Linked DNA regions of Homo sapiens: region 2 is linked to region 1. A link is an interaction called in ENCODE POLR2A ChIA-PET data of the cell type or tissue named here. Cell type or tissue: Panc1. All regions are shown on one strand. Each heading gives the region's core, and the rest is flanking DNA. Links, peaks and the distances in the headings are about the cores only. Region 1 overlaps LRRC20 (leucine rich repeat containing 20). Region 2 overlaps PPA1 (inorganic pyrophosphatase 1).

Evidence for each region. ChIA-PET counts read pairs that join two places held together with the same protein. Peaks named below come from ENCODE experiments on the same cell type or tissue, not always from the same donor. Only the 100,000 strongest peaks of a DNase experiment are listed, where the experiment ranks them.
Region 2: POLR2A ChIA-PET joins it to region 1 with 6 read pairs; 3 of 35 experiments call an interaction of 5 or more read pairs at or near these places.

Annotation. Positions count from the first base shown.
Region 1 is chr10:70,330,459-70,332,958 of GRCh38, forward strand. The region is part of intron 3 of LRRC20 (leucine rich repeat containing 20); the gene reads right to left. Among named protein-coding and RNA genes, the nearest start is that of NPFFR1, 48 kb to the left of the region's middle. RefSeq lists an enhancer at 1,295-1,589. In Panc1, for the core only: no CTCF peak of the experiment used is centred there; a DNase peak (open chromatin) is centred at 1,463.
Region 2 is chr10:70,205,524-70,218,483 of GRCh38, forward strand. It overlaps PPA1 (inorganic pyrophosphatase 1), which reads right to left. Exons shown (of 11, transcript NM_021129.4): 4 at 12,289-12,408; 5 at 8,977-9,063; 6 at 7,940-8,066; 7 at 4,035-4,162; 8 at 3,682-3,767; 9 at 741-810. Among named protein-coding and RNA genes, the nearest start is that of PPA1, 21 kb to the right of the region's middle. In Panc1, for the core only: no CTCF peak of the experiment used is centred there; no DNase peak of the experiment used is centred there.

The DNA.
Region 1 (2,500 bases), core at 1-2,500:
CCCCTCCCCAAGGGAGGGCAAAGACAGCAGGTTCCTGGGGATGGATGTCCCACCCCTGTCAGTCACCCACTTGTCCAACCCCTAGGGCTTTATGAATGTCAATGTATGTGCCAAATTCCACCAAAATTGTTAGAGTAAATCTCCAGGTAGCCAAATCTGAGCTCCATGGGAAGGAAGCATTCCACAGAAAGGCCTTGAATTAGACAGAATGGGGCATGCATCCTGATGGGGTGGGGAGGCACCGGCAAGAGAGCAAGTTCTTCCCAGCCATCCAGCTTCACTTCTCAGAAGCCACGGCCCAGCAGGGTCTCTGAGTTGCTTCTGCTCCCACTGTGGTTTCCACTGCTCTACCCAAGCTGCCTGCGTCACAAGCTCCACAAATCCTCTGTGCGGTAAGGTGAGGTATATATACACAACCAGTTAAAAACAGCCTCTTAGCATTAGCTGAGAAGCAGGTGACCACACCACCTGCTTCCATGGCAAAGAGCCTGACCGGGGACCCGGGGACCCTGAACTGAGGTCTCGCCCTACATCTTCCTGGAGGCAGGTCAGAAAAGCCACTTCTCCCTTCTGAGCCTCAGGGTCCCCATCCGTGAAGACGTGGACTTGGGGATCTCTCCAGTTCTGTTCTCACTGAAATTCCTTGTGGAGAGAGATTCCTATGACTGGACCATCATCCTGACTACTTGGCCAGAGACCTCTCTTGTCTACAACTAAGCCCCCCAGTGTCTTCACCATCACTGTATCAGAAGCATCACTCATCAAGAATCTTGCATGCACCAAACCCTACACAGGGCACCTTATAAGCAATATCTCCAACCTCACAAAATCACTATGGAGTAGATGTTTCCCCATTTCTCAGATAAGGAAACTGAGGCCACGAAGGCCAACTGGGGCCAGCAAGGCTGCTGATGCCTTGGCTTTCTTTTTATCTCTTATATGGCCCCAAACCAGGCATTTAAGGTTTTCTCTGTTGTTTCCAGTTCAGAGGAAGAATAAAAGTGTGGCCAAAGCCCCAGCCACGGGATCGGCCAGTGTGTTGGGCTTCCAGCCCAACACAGCCACAGCCACGTCTGGCTTTGCTTCTCACCTCTGGAGTCACAGCACCCAGGCCATCTGCCCAAGGTCTTACTGCCCCCTCTTCTGGACAGAGAGGGCTGAGATCTTCTGGTCCCAGAAGACTGCATTAGGGGTTCCAAAGATTCTTCCTGCACCAGGCCAGGGTTCAGAGTGGAACAACCAGGGCTCCCAGGATGGACCGGGGCTCTGGAAAAAGATCCCACTCCATTCCACTCCCAACGTTGTACCCAGCCTGAGAGCAGCCCCCATCATGACATTTCCTTATTGATTAAACCTACTGAACTGTGGTTTCCGGTGTCTGTTAAATGGACCTCTTCTTCCCCAAGTTCCTCTTATTACTTCCTGTACCATCCTTATCTTGGACAATTGCCAAGGCTGACTCAGAGGCCTTAGATTAACCCCAGCTGAGAGAGAAGCTTGCCAATTCCATTAGGGGACAGACAAGGCTGGCCTGCAGTAATTATACAACCCATGCTCGAAGGAATGTGCCAACTCCAAAAATACCTGCTCACCAAACCTCAATCAGCACCTCGGCTCTGAACCTGCGGCAATGAGCAATCACAGTCCCTGACTGCACGGACTCCCCAGCAGGGCAGAGTCAGACGGTCAGGTGGGCAGTGTCCTTCCACCAGCCCATGCTCAGTGCTGAGGAGGCTTCACACAGAGACAGCTGCTGCCCACAGGGGTCAGAGGGCATTTCCAGATGCCACACTCACTCCTTGGGGGTGGACAAGGGGAAGGGCAGAAAAAGCACTTTTAACAAGGTCTGGAACAGACTAAAATGAAGTACTAAACATTCTGCCTCCATAAAAAGACTAAGGCAGGCCAGGTGCAGTGGCTCACGCCTGTAATCCCAACACTTTGGGAGGCTGAGACAGGCGGATCACTTGAGTCTAGGAGTTCAAGACTAGCCTGGGCAACATGGCAAGACCCTGTCTCTACAAACAATACAAAAAATTAGCTAGGTTTGATGGTGTGTGCCGTAGTCCCAGCTAGTCGGGAGGCTAAGGTGGAAAGATCACTTGAGCCCAGGAGGCAGAGGTTGCAGTGAGCCGAGATTGCACCACTGCACTCCAGCCTGGGTGACAGAGGGAGACCTGTTTCAAAAGAAAAGACTAAGGTAGCTCTTTTTTCTTGCTGTGTGAACTTGGGCAAGTTACTTGTTACTTTATGCTCTGTTTGCTTACAACAGTACCTACCCTTGGTGGCATATTATAAATGCTACTATTATGAAGTATATTTATATTTACATAGGCATGGAATATCTCCAGTACTGCTAATGGTGGTTGTCTCTGGACACGGACTTGGATGTCTGGGGACAGGAGTAGAAGAGCAGACTTATTTTTCCCCACTATCCTTTCAATCCTCAAAATATCACATTGTGTGCATCTACTGCCTAATCAAAAATAAATAAGTAAAT
Region 2 (12,960 bases), core at 306-2,805, 120 kb before region 1:
GAAAAATTATAATAGTTAACCACTGGCTTTTCCCTTATAATTTTTCTTATTTATCTCAACTTTGTCGGGATTCATACATAAATAAAGATAAAACTAAATGTACTGGTTTCATCATTAAATTGTCCTTTTTTCCTTGTTCTACCCCATTTACAAGGCAGTAAAAAAGTCAGACCTCATTTTCTTTTGTTTTCCTTATTTAATATTATAAATGAAAATAATTTAAGATGATCTCGTTCAATTTTTTGGTTAATCCAAACCAAATAATTAAAAATAGTACAAAAACAAAATTATTGCTTTGACGGGTGCTTTTACTACCTCACATGAAAGCCTTTCTTAGATTATGAATCATTCCTGCAATGGTACCTAAAACTTGATACCTTCCTCAGTCCTTGCTAGAACCAAGTCAAGTAAATTCCCATTGATTCTTTTGCGGAAATGGCTTATGATGGGTCATAGGCACACAGGTTACTTGGTACATTCTGGAACCATTCTGATTTTTACAAATCTTACTACCATGCTATCTGTCCAACTTATGATTGATTAGAATCACTCCCTCAGCTTCTCCCTCAGTCAAATGGCCACTTGCATGTGTTCATGGTTTCTAATTTCAAGACTCCACACAGTAACATGCATACAAAAGGCACTCAAGTATTTGTCGAAACAAGTACTTCCTCTCCCCATTTAGCATCATAGTTTTTAGCAACCAGGCTTGTTTTTTTTTTAAGGAAACTTTTACATACAGCATCCACAATGGCTCTGGCAGCATCAGGATCACACTTGAAGGGGCTCTCAGACAAAGTTGTATTCATGCTATTAAATAAAACAAAAGTAGTCATAAGACAAAATAACAAAAATTATCTCTTAAGAGTTAAAAAATGAGTTGAAAGTGGTTGACCAGGTGATATTCAAGTTTAGTTTAGTCGAAAGCTTTTTCACCTACATTTAACATTCTAATTATGTATTTTGGCAAGGCATAGCTATTCTTGTGATCAATTTTATTCAAATATCTTAACAAGTTCGGATTTAAGAAACTGAGATTGGGCTAGGTGTGGTGGCTCATGCCTGTAATTCCAGCACTTTGGGAGGCTGAGGCAGGCGGATCATGAGGTCAAGAGATCGAGACCATCCTGGCCAACACGGTGAAACCCCATCTCTACTAAAAATACAAAAATTAGCCGGGCATGGTGGCGCATGCCTGTAGTCCCAGCTACTCGGGAGGCTGAGGCAGGAGAATCGCTTGAATCTGGAAGGCGGAGATTTCAGTCAGCTGAGATCGCGCCACTGCACTCCAGCCTGGTGACAGAGCAAGACTGCGTTGCAATAAGGAGGAGAGGAGAGGAGAGGAGGGGAGGGGAGGGGAGGGGAGGGGAGGGGAGGAGAGGACGAAAGAAACTGAGATTGAATGCTTTGTAATTCTCACTGAAATAGCTAAGAAATGTGAATTGAGAAACATATCTTTCTTAATTGGAAAAAATAATGAAACAAAAAAAAACCCAGTTCCTGTAGTGTTGGTGAGACATCTGAAACAGACACTTCTGGCAGGAGTCCTGGTTCAATCTTTCTGAAAAATATTTCTGTAAAATGTATCCAAAACCTTTTAAAAAGCTCATAGGTCTTGATAGAGAAATTCCACCTCTAAGAACCCAATCCAATACTGAAACGGTAATTTACAAAGGTGTTTACCATATACTATTTCACTATTAATAGTGGTGAAAAATTGGAAGTAACCAAAATGTCCAATAATAAGAAATGATTAAAAATAGTTTATCCTTCTTTGCAGGGATTTAAAAATAAAAAGGTTTATCCATAAAACATATTATACAGAGATGGAATATTATATTATTAAAATATGATATTTCTAGACTAGGCATGGTGGCTCGCATCTGTAGTCTAAGCACTTTTGGAGGCTGAGGTGTGAGAGGATCACTTAAAGCCAGGGGGTCAAGATCAGCCTGGACAACACAGCAAGACACTGTCTCTACAACAAATTTAAAAATCATCTGGGAGTGGTGATGCGTGCCTGTAGTACCCAGCTACTTGGCAGGCTGAGACAGAAGGATCACTTCTTTGAGGTTACAGTGAGCTATTATAGTAACACTGCACTTCAGCCTGGGCGAGAGACCCTGTCTCTAAAAAAAAAATTATATCTTTTATGACATGAGGAAATGCTTATTACATAGTGTTAAATTTTAAAAATCGTAAGACAAGTCGTGTATATAATACAATCCTAATATGTTTTTTGGGTTTTTTTAGCCCACTTTAGTCTAAAATATGGATCATGTTTTAAAAATACATTTTATTTTTGTTTATCCGTAGTTCAAGTTTTCCTATATATTAGTCATTATAGTACTAATATAATATGTGCCCAATTAGAAATATTCCATCAAGGCCGGGTGTGGTGGCTCACGCCTGTAATCCCACCACTTTGGGAGGCCGAGGCGGGCAGATCATGAGTCAGAGGTTCGAGACCAGCCTGGTTAACACGGCAAAACCCCGTCTCTACTAAAAATACAAAAATTAGCCGGGCGTGGTGGCATGCGCCTGTAATCCCAGCTACTCAGGAGGCTGAGGCAGGAGAATCTCTTGAATCCGGGAAGCGGAGGTTGCAATGAGCCGAGATCATGCCATTGCACTCCAGCCTGGGCAACAAGAGCAAGACTCTGTCTCAGAAAACAACAACAACAAAGAAATACACCATCAAAATGAAAAATGAATCATCTTTGCTGACCTGTTATTTAACATACATTAAGACCATTTTCATAGAAATCGTAAGATACGAAAAAATAGAGAAGTTAACTTAAAAGCCAAATCTTTTTCCTTTTTTTTTTCTTTTGAGACAGGGTCTTGCTCAGGTGCCCCAGTTGGAGTGCAGTGGGGCAATCACAGCTCACTGCAGCCTTGATCTCCAAGGCTCAAGTGATCTTCCCACCTCAGCCTTGCTACAGGCAAGCGCCACCATGCCTGGCTAATTTTTTTTTAATTTTTAGTAGAGATGAGGTCTCACTATGTTGCCCCCACCAGTCTCCAATTCCTGAGTTCAAGTGATCCTCCTGCCTCAGCCTCCTAAAGTGCTGGAATTACAGGAATGAGCCATATAGCACCCAGACAAATGCCAACTCTTAGGACTGTACATTTTTACACATATAACTCTTCTCCATTTTTCTTCTGTTTGTTGGAAGGACAATGTTTTCATTTTATAGGACATTATCCTGACACAGAATAGAAGATTTCTGGGAGAATTATTTTTGTACATTGGCTGTTTCTCGTACTCTTTTTTTTTTTTTTTTGAGACCGAGTCTCGCTCTGTCGCCCAGGCTGGAGTACAGTGGTACGATCACGGCTCACTGCAGCTTCAACCTCCCCAGGCTCAGGTGATCCTCCCAACTCAGCCTCCCAGGTAGCTAGGACTACAGGTATGTACCACCATGCCCAGCTAATTTTTGTACTTTTTGTAGAGACAGGGTTTTTCCATGTTGTCCAGGCTGGTCTTCAACTCCTGGGCTCAAGCAATCCATCCACCTTGGCTTCCCAAAGTGCTGGAATGACAGGTGTGAGCCACCGCACCCAGCCTTGTATCTCTTTTCTAAGTGAAAGTAACAGTACAGTGTCTTATGATTATTAAAACCTTTTCTGCAAGCTGGTCTGCTTTGTGTGTTAAACATGCAAAGTGTTTACACTTACCAACTGATTCCTTTTCCATTCGTTTTCTTAGTCACTAATGCTTTCCAATGGTCATGAGTGCTTTTAATAATATCAATGGCAAAGTCCTATAATTTGAAGAGGTTTGCATTACAATGATAAAAAGGTATTATTTTCCTATTATCAACATTTCCCCAAAGCCTGATACTTTGTCTCTTCTGAATCATTTCCTTATTCTAAAAATGGAAGAGAATATTAAAGTGAATAAATAAACACCAAGACTGTGTTATGTTTCCAGACTTCTGTTTTGTGAATCTTTAGATGGTAACAATATGGTTAAATTATGAGTCTCAATACAAATGAGCCTAAAGCTACAGTTCTGAATGACATATTACCTTATCTTTAAATTCTGCATTAAACGCAAACTCATTTTCTGGTTTTCCATCAGGAACCTTATACCTTCTAAACCAGTCCACAGTAGCTTCTAAGTAGCCAGGTTTCAGCCGTTTGACATCATTGATATCTAAGAAGAGAAGAAGCATAAGATGACAGTGAGAATGATTTTTTTAAAAAGAAAGAAGAGAATAAGCAGATTTCAAGATGCACAAATAATTATACACTCAACAAAAATTCCAAGTACTTATTTTGAAAGAGCTGTGGAATGACTTATCACGGAAGTTCAAGATAACATTGGAGCGAAGCCCCTTGTTGAGAAGAGAAGCCATACACATATACATTGAAAGAAAATCATCTAGTATCTCTGAATAGCTCTGACACTAAGTACAGAGAACAATCAGTACAATAGTAATCTCTGTTAGGTAAGGGCAAACAGCTGGTGGCTACATAATGAAACAACCAGTTTGGCAAATGTAGATAATTCCTATGAGAAGTGTACAAGATACTGAAAAAGACAGAGGTTATCTTTTTTTTTTTTTCAGAGACAAGGTCTCGCTCTGTCACCCACGCTGGAATGCAGTGGCCCGAACAAGGCTCACTGCAGCCTTGACCTCCACAGTTCAGCGATCCTCTCACCTCAGCCTCCTGAGTAGCTGGGACTATAAGCATGCACACGCCCAGCTAATTTTTAAATTTTTTGTAGAAATGGGGTCTCGTCATGTTGCCCAGGCTGGTCTCAAACTCCTGGGCTCAAGCAATCCTCCTGCCTTGGCTTCCCAAAGCACTGGGATTACAGGCTTGAGGTACTATCCCTGGTCCAGAGGCAGAGGCTATGTCAGAGGATCACAACACTATTACATACTAAAAGATAAGAAAAATAGATTAGATTGATATCCATTGATGGGTTACGTATTAAATGTGACTAGACTTTGCTGGATAGTACAGGCACTGTACATAACAATACTTTAGTTCTGGCTGACAGAAAAGTGCACTGCTTTAAAAATTTTAAGTTTCTGTATAGCCATCAACAATGGCTAGCCTCAATGTTATCAAACTGCACTTCAAATAACAAACTCCTGCTCAATGCAAGCAAACAGAGATACACATCCTAAAAAGTCAGTTAGGAAAAGTATTATGAGGAAGAGAAATACATTCAACAATAACAAAAGCTTATTTATATTTGTATAAGATAACATTGCTTCACTCCAATTTATTTTTTTTTTTTGAGAAGGAGTCTCGCTCTGTCTCCCAGGCTGGAGTGCAGTGGCGCAATCTCGGCTCACTGCAAGCTCTGCCTCCCGGGTTCACGCCATTCTCCTGCCTCAGCCTCCTGAGTAACTGGGACTACAGGTGCCCACCACCATGCCTGGCTAATTTTTTTGTATTTTTAGTAGAGATGGGGTTTCGTGTTAGCTAGGACGGTCTCGATCTCCTGACCTCATGATTCGCCTGCCTCGGCCTCCCAAAGTGCTGGGATTACAGGCGTGAGCCACCGCGCCCGGCCGCTTCAATCCAATTTATAATCTGCATAAAGAATAGCATGCATTCTATTATCATAATATCACTAAAAGTATGGAAACTTTACAGAATGCACTGGGAAATGTTTAAGCACTAGTAAATTTCAAAGAACTTATAATTTACATGAAATGTGTCACCTGATATAGAAATAATTTGGAAATCCAGAAATCCAACATGCAAATGTTGATGTTTTCCAATAACAGAAACTAATTCTCCAATTATTCAGACACCAACTGAGTGCTCAGTAATTCACTGTGATTCTGATACTATCTACCTGGAGTTAGCATCAGATCTCAAAGGTTAGGGGCTCAGTCTCACAAGACTGCCCCACTTCAGATGCCTCCTGTACTTTTGACTATCAGCTATAAATTAGGGGTTTCTACAATCCTCTCCCCAGGTCCCCTAATTTGCTAAAATGGTTCACAGAACTCAGGAAAACACTGAAGTTTAAATTTCGTTATATAAATACAACTCAGGGACAGCAAATGGAAGAGATGCACAGGGGCAAGCTATAGGATGGACAATAGACACTGCCTTAGGTTGACATTAGGGAAAGCTGCATACTACTTGCGCCATGGGACCAGCCACCCCGAGAAAGTTTTCAGGGTTCTAATAACCTGAACTGCAGGAAAATAAAGCCTTAGTAAATGAGTGCTGACAGAGTGATGGGCTTGGCTTCACTAATTGTGGCCACAGCATGCCAAGTTCTCTTGCATAAGAAGCACGTTGGAAATGCACACACGGACCAACAGAACAGAGCCGTACTACCAAGTAGTGAACAGATGGTGTGAATGCACTCTCACCTTTCAAAATTGAAACGAAACATTAAAGGATTGGCATTCTTCCAGTCCTTCTTCAATGAATTAACACAGATGCAAATATACATCACATCATTTTGAGGGAACATGCTCTCAAGGTGACTCTTATCACTGCTGACATTGACCTCCATCACCTGGCTGAGGCAGTGTTTGTCAAGTTTCTCTGCTCTAAAGTCATCCTCTCCTCTCCCTTACCCACACTGTACTCTTTGGAAGGAAGTCACCAGGCACAACTCACAATTAAGGACCTCCTTGAGAATGGAGTATCTGCATAAATTATTTGGAATTCTTCTGCTTTGAGATTTGTCTATTCTTCCTCATTTGTCTATTTATTCAATCATTTATTTGTCAGTATAGACTCATGGAGATTTATTTTATGTTCCAGGTTATATTACAATACTACTTTATTTTCTTGCTCAAAGTGTTCTAGCTTTGGCAACTCCTATGTATGTACCCAATAATAAAAACATAAGTCCACACAAAAACTTGTACAGGAATGTTCATGGCAGCATTACACAGCCAAAACAACCCAAATGTCCATCAACTGATGAATGGATAAACAAAATGTAGTATATCCACACAATGGAATAATATTCAACCATAAAAAGGAGTACTGACAGATGCCACAATATGCAATATGGATAAACCTAGAAAACATTATACTAAGTGAAAGAAACCAGAAACAGCAACAACAAAGATCCATATATTGTACCAGTCCATGTATATGAGATACCTAGAATAGGTAGAATAGGCAAAGCTATAAAGACAAAAAGCAGATTAGTGGCTGCCAGGGCCTGGAGAGGAGGAGGGAATAGGGAATGACTTGAACTAGTGGTGATGGCTGCACAACCTTGTGAATGAATGAAATGCCACTGAATTTCACACTTTAATTAAAATGGTGAATTTTATGTTATGTAAAATTTACCACCAAAAAAAAAAAAAAAGGGAATGAAGTGCTGATACATACTACAATACGGATGAATCCTGAAGACACTTACTTCGCTAAGTGAAATAAACCAGACACAGAGGCCACCTATATGATGCCATTTACATGAAATAACAGCATAGGCAAATCCATAGGCACAAAGTAGATCTGCAGTCATCAGGGACTGAGGGAAGGGGGACAGGGAGTGATTGCCCATGGATACAGGATTTCCTCTGGGCTGATGAAATGTTCTGCAATTAGAGAGTGGTGATGGTTGTACAACTTAGTGAATATACTAAAAACCACTGAATTGTACATTTTACAATGGTGACTCTTTGATATGTGAATATCTCAATTAAATGTTTTAAAATAAATAAACATACCAACTGAGTGCTGGTATGTGGGGAAGGAAAGGACCAAAAAAACAGTAAGAACCTACCAGATTTTTTCTTTCCTGGAATGAAGGAGAAAGTTTACTTAGTTAATTACAAGTGCAGTCATAGAAATAATGCTTGTCCAGTGCTTTGTTCCTCCATCCTTTAACAGTTTGAAGGTAAGGGCTTACAATTCTGTCATTATAGGTTAAGTATGGTGGTGCTTATGAATTAATTAGAAAGACTTCAGACTTTTCAAATTTTCTTACCATTATAATTGGCTGCATCAGGATCATCCACATTAATGGCAATGACTTTCCAGTCGGTTTCCCCTTCGTCAATCATAGCCAATATGCCTAGAACTTTCACGCCAATTATTTCACCTCTTGCACATACCTGAGAGTCAATAGCCAAAGTCAGGACAACATTACAGAACCACACTCTAGAAGACAGTTTTACTTGGCTAACAGGAAATAAGAAAGAGGCCAAGTTCTTGAGAATTTACCTGAAGATTGTTCCTTTAAGCAAATTTTAAAAACCTAAATGAGTAAATGTTTCATCAGTCCTATTAAAGTTGAAAACAGGACTTATAGGTCCTATTTTCTTCTAGGTCATAGGGAAACCAGTACATAGCTCAGGGTAATCAATGTTTTTTGCACTGTCATTGATTATACTGAAGAATAAGTCCTCCATAGTCTCAAATACGTATCTTAATATGCTTTACCTTTTATTTTATAAAAGTCATGAGTTAAGCAAGTCATACGATGACTCAAAAACTTTATGACTTAAAAAACAAAATGATAACTTTGTTTTTAGTTGTTTACTATTTCTCTGCACCTGAGAGAGACATAAAGAAATAACTATAATCAGAATCTTAGAACAACCCTACTTGATGGAGGAGTTACTACCATGGATCTCCAACTCATGAGGTTATTTGGTTCGGGTCAATTTACTGATCATTCTAAATTGTTAGGCAAGATTTGCCATGTTTTGAGAGGGAATTTCCCTCCTGGTACCTTTCACCTATTGACTAATTATCCATCTTCTAAAGCAATGCAGAACATGTCCAGTTCTTCTAGATATATGTTCAATCATACATACATAGACACATTTTTTTCCAGACTAGATTTAAATGTAAAAATTATAATATACAAATGCTTAAAATGCAAGAAGCCTTTAATACCAAAGAGACATCATTATTTCACTAATATTCATGCATTTTATTCACAGTATTTTTTAAAGTATGAAATTTGGTATACTTCATTAATATCTCAACACTAAAGAAAAAAATGTCACATTTCATTACCTTGCTTCCAATTTCACACACATCAATTGGGTCATTGTCACCACAACAGCCAGTATGTTTATCATTGTGCCCTGGGTCTTCCCAAGTCTAAAAATATAAGACAGTGTATATCATTCCTATACATACTGACAAAATGGATCATGTTGAGAATAACAGATAACATCCTATGACTCTTCAGCTACTTTTTTCTCATTGTTTTAGTTCTTTATTCGCATTTAAGAATCTTAACTACACACAAGAGTTTCAATTAAATGCTGTAGCTCCTACTACACATCTAATGCTAAACTAAATTTAAGCTTTAAAACAGATAATGATCCTATTTAAAACAAGCAAAAGCCAACTACTCAATAACTGAGACAATAGGGAAACACAAATATAGACCCAAACGTTTACTTTAAAGATGTGTGGTTTTAGGCTGGGTATGATGGCTCATGCCTGTAATTCCAGCACTTTGGGAGGCTGAGGAGAGTGGATCACCTGAGGTCAGGAGTTTGAGACCAGCCTAGCCAACATGGTGAAACACTGTATCTACTAAAAATACAAAAATGAGCCAGGCGTGGTGGTGCATGCCTGTAATCCCAGCTACTTGGGAGGCTGAGGCAGGAGAATCGCTTGAACCCAGGAAGCAGAGGTTGCAGTGAGCCTAGATCATGCCACTGCACTCCAGCCTGGGCAACAGAGCAAGGCTCAATCTCAAAAAAACAAAACAAAACAAACAAAAAAAGAAAACAAAACAAACAAAAATGTGTGGTTTTTTTCTTTTTCTTTTTTGTAGAGACAGGGTCTCACTATGTTGCCCAGGCTGGTCTCAAACTCCTGGGCTCAAGTGATCCTCCCACCTTGGCCTCCCAAAGTATGGGATTATAAGCATAAGCCACTGTACCTGGTCTTAGATTTTCTTTATAATAAATTCCCAAAACAGAAGTAGATAGGCAATAATAGTAAAATGGAAAGGTTGTTTTTCTTCTTCCTTTTTTTTCTTTTTTTCTTTTTTTGCGACAGAGTCTTGCTCTGTCGCCCAGACTGGATGGAGTGCAGTGGCGCAATCTTGGCTCACTGCAACCTCTGCCTCCCATGTTCAAGCAATTCTCCTGTCTCAGCCTCCTGAGTTGCTGGGATTACAGGTGTATGCCACCATGCCTAGCTAATTTTTGTATTTTTAGTAGAGATGGGGTTTCACCATGTTGGCCAGACTGGTCTCGAACTCCTGACCTCAGGTGATCCTCCCACCTTGCCCTCCCAAAGTGCTGGGATTACAGGCATGAGCCACCACACCCAGCCAAAAGGTTATGTTCTGATGTTAAAAGTATCATCACTGACCAGGAGCCCGGACTGAAAAGTTTAATCAGAATTTTCTGGAGCTTTACATGACTGGTTTTCTTTCCTTCCTAAATTGTAAGCCAGAGTCCTTGCAGAACATCTCACAAAAGAACTGAAAGCCTGTGCTAGCCAGGATGTTAGGTTTAAAATGTAGCTGTTGCATTGGTTCTTTTTTCCTCCAACTAGAACACGTTACTCAGATTTGTTTGTCTACTCAGCTGGAGTAAAGGCAAAAAGATAAATGAGAAGGGGGATAAAGGAAGACCACATCTAACAAATCCAACATTAAGAAAGCAAAATCCAACCCACAGAAGAGTAAGTATTTCAGCAATGTTCTCCTACAAGGATGATATATCAAGGCTAAATACTATTAATAAATCAATTGAGGCCGGGCGTGGTGGCTCATGCCTGTAATCCCAGCACTTTGCAAGGCCGAGGCAGGCAGATCACAAGGTCAGGAGTTTGAGACCAGCCTGGCCAATACAGTGAAACCCTGTCTCTAATAAAAATACAAAAAATTAGCTGGGCGTGGTGGTAGGCGCCTGTAATCCCAGCTACACAAGAGGCTGAGACAAGAGAATCACTCGAACCTGAGAGGCAGAAGATGCAGTGAGCCAAGACTGCGCCACCGCACTCCAGCCCGGGCGACAGTGCAAGACTCCGTCTCAAAAAAAAAAAAAAAATTTCAATTAAAGTATAAGGTGAAACACTGTAATTAAGACAAACAAATGACTTTGTGCTTACCTAACAAGCTAGATGGGTCAGACCTATGTTCTACTATCTTATGGGTTGTTTCATAGTACGTTCCATTTAACAGACTTCATTGTTAATAAAAACAAACCATTTATCAACAGCAAAAAAATTAAACTGAATATTTAGTTAGTGTCTCAGCATTAAATTTTAAGTGCCACAGCACTGGCCTAGCCAAAATAGAATTAAATAGATGTCATTTACTCATTATAGATAAGATCCTAGTGATTCTTCAAATATCAAATAAGAACCTACTACATACTGACATTGTGCTGGGAATAAATTGGTAAACAACCCTTCTCAAAAGGTTGACTATTAGGCCAGACATGGTGGCTCACACCTGTAATCCCAGCACTTTGGGAGGCCAAGGCAGGCGGATCACAGGTCAGGAGATCGAGACCATCTGGCTAACACAGTGAACCCCGTCTCCACTAAACTGCAAAAAATTAGGTGGTGGACACCTGTAGTCCCAGCTACTTGGGAGGCTGAGGCAGGAGAATGGCGTGAACCTGGGAGACGGAGCTTTTGCAGTGAGCCGAGATCACGCCACTGCACTCCAGCCCGGGTGACAAAGCAAGACTCCATCTCAAAAAAAAATTTTTTTAATTAAAAAAAAAAAAGGTTGACTACTTAAGAAAACATGATCCTCTCATTACTTTACCACAAAGAGCTTGACCTGAAGAAGAGGGAATCAAAACTCTAAACATAAAGTCAGCAGCTATGACAGCTTGTTGTGTGCAGGTATTAAGTGCTTTATTTTTTGAAATAACCATACCACCTACATACTGTGAATAGCTCAGGGAGGCGATATGGACGTCTCAAGGAGAAAGAAAGGGAGGCAAGTTAGGTAAGCTAGGAATTGGCCATCTTGGGATTTGAACTCTGGTCTGTCTGGTGCCAAAAATCAGTGCTTTTGACTACTACCATACACTCTTTCTTGACTGAACAGACTTGCAACTCAGTCTGTAGAGAATTTATATAGCTTATAACCAGTCCAAAAAAGAAGAAATATTTCAGGAAAGAATAAACGTTCAAATCTGAATTTAAACATTGTAAATATTTAGTTTATCTTGAAAATAAGTTATTTAAGGAAGCATTCTGAGTTAATTATCCCTTCTTATGTTTTCAAAATCTACCATAGAAAAAACTCTCCACAGGTATTCAAACCTTTTTTACTAATAGCAGTAAATTAATATTTAGTAAGCTAAAAAGTACATTGTCAGCAGTTGCATGAAGACATACCTGAGGGATGGCACCATAGTTCCAGATATATCCTTTATACGGGAACAAATTCGCAACATAGCGAAGTTTTCCTTTTTTCACATCTTGTTTAATAGGGTTTAAAGGGTCCTTTGTAGCAATCTGAAATAAGAAAATTTCAAATCTTTGCATATTTGGATGTGAAATACTATTCAAATAAGGATCTGAGGAAATGAATTATGGTACCTATGTTCCCTAATTCCACTTTAATGATATATTTTATCCCTAACACTTTTATAATTGAACTAAGGTGTTTCCATAATCGGCCATTAAGTGAAAGGTTATGTGAGGTATAAAGGAACTATCAAGAAGGGAAAAAGAACATTTACTAATTCTAGAAAGCAAAGACTAAAATTAGCTGGAATAAATTCTAATGTTTGAGTAATAAAAATACCACAATTTTTATTAAAAGGGCAAAATAAATATTATCCAATTTTAGTTTTCCTTCACAGAATTTAAAATTATTCAAATACTTGGGTATTTATTACACAAAAAAAGTGATTACTGTTAAGAGTTTGTGATATAAAATATGTTATAAATATCCATAACAAAAAGGCAATGATGGTAGGTATCATCAGAAAGAAACTAACACCATGCAACTGAAATTCCAATGAGAGTATCTGTGGCTGGGGTGACTAAGGAGGGGTCAGTGAA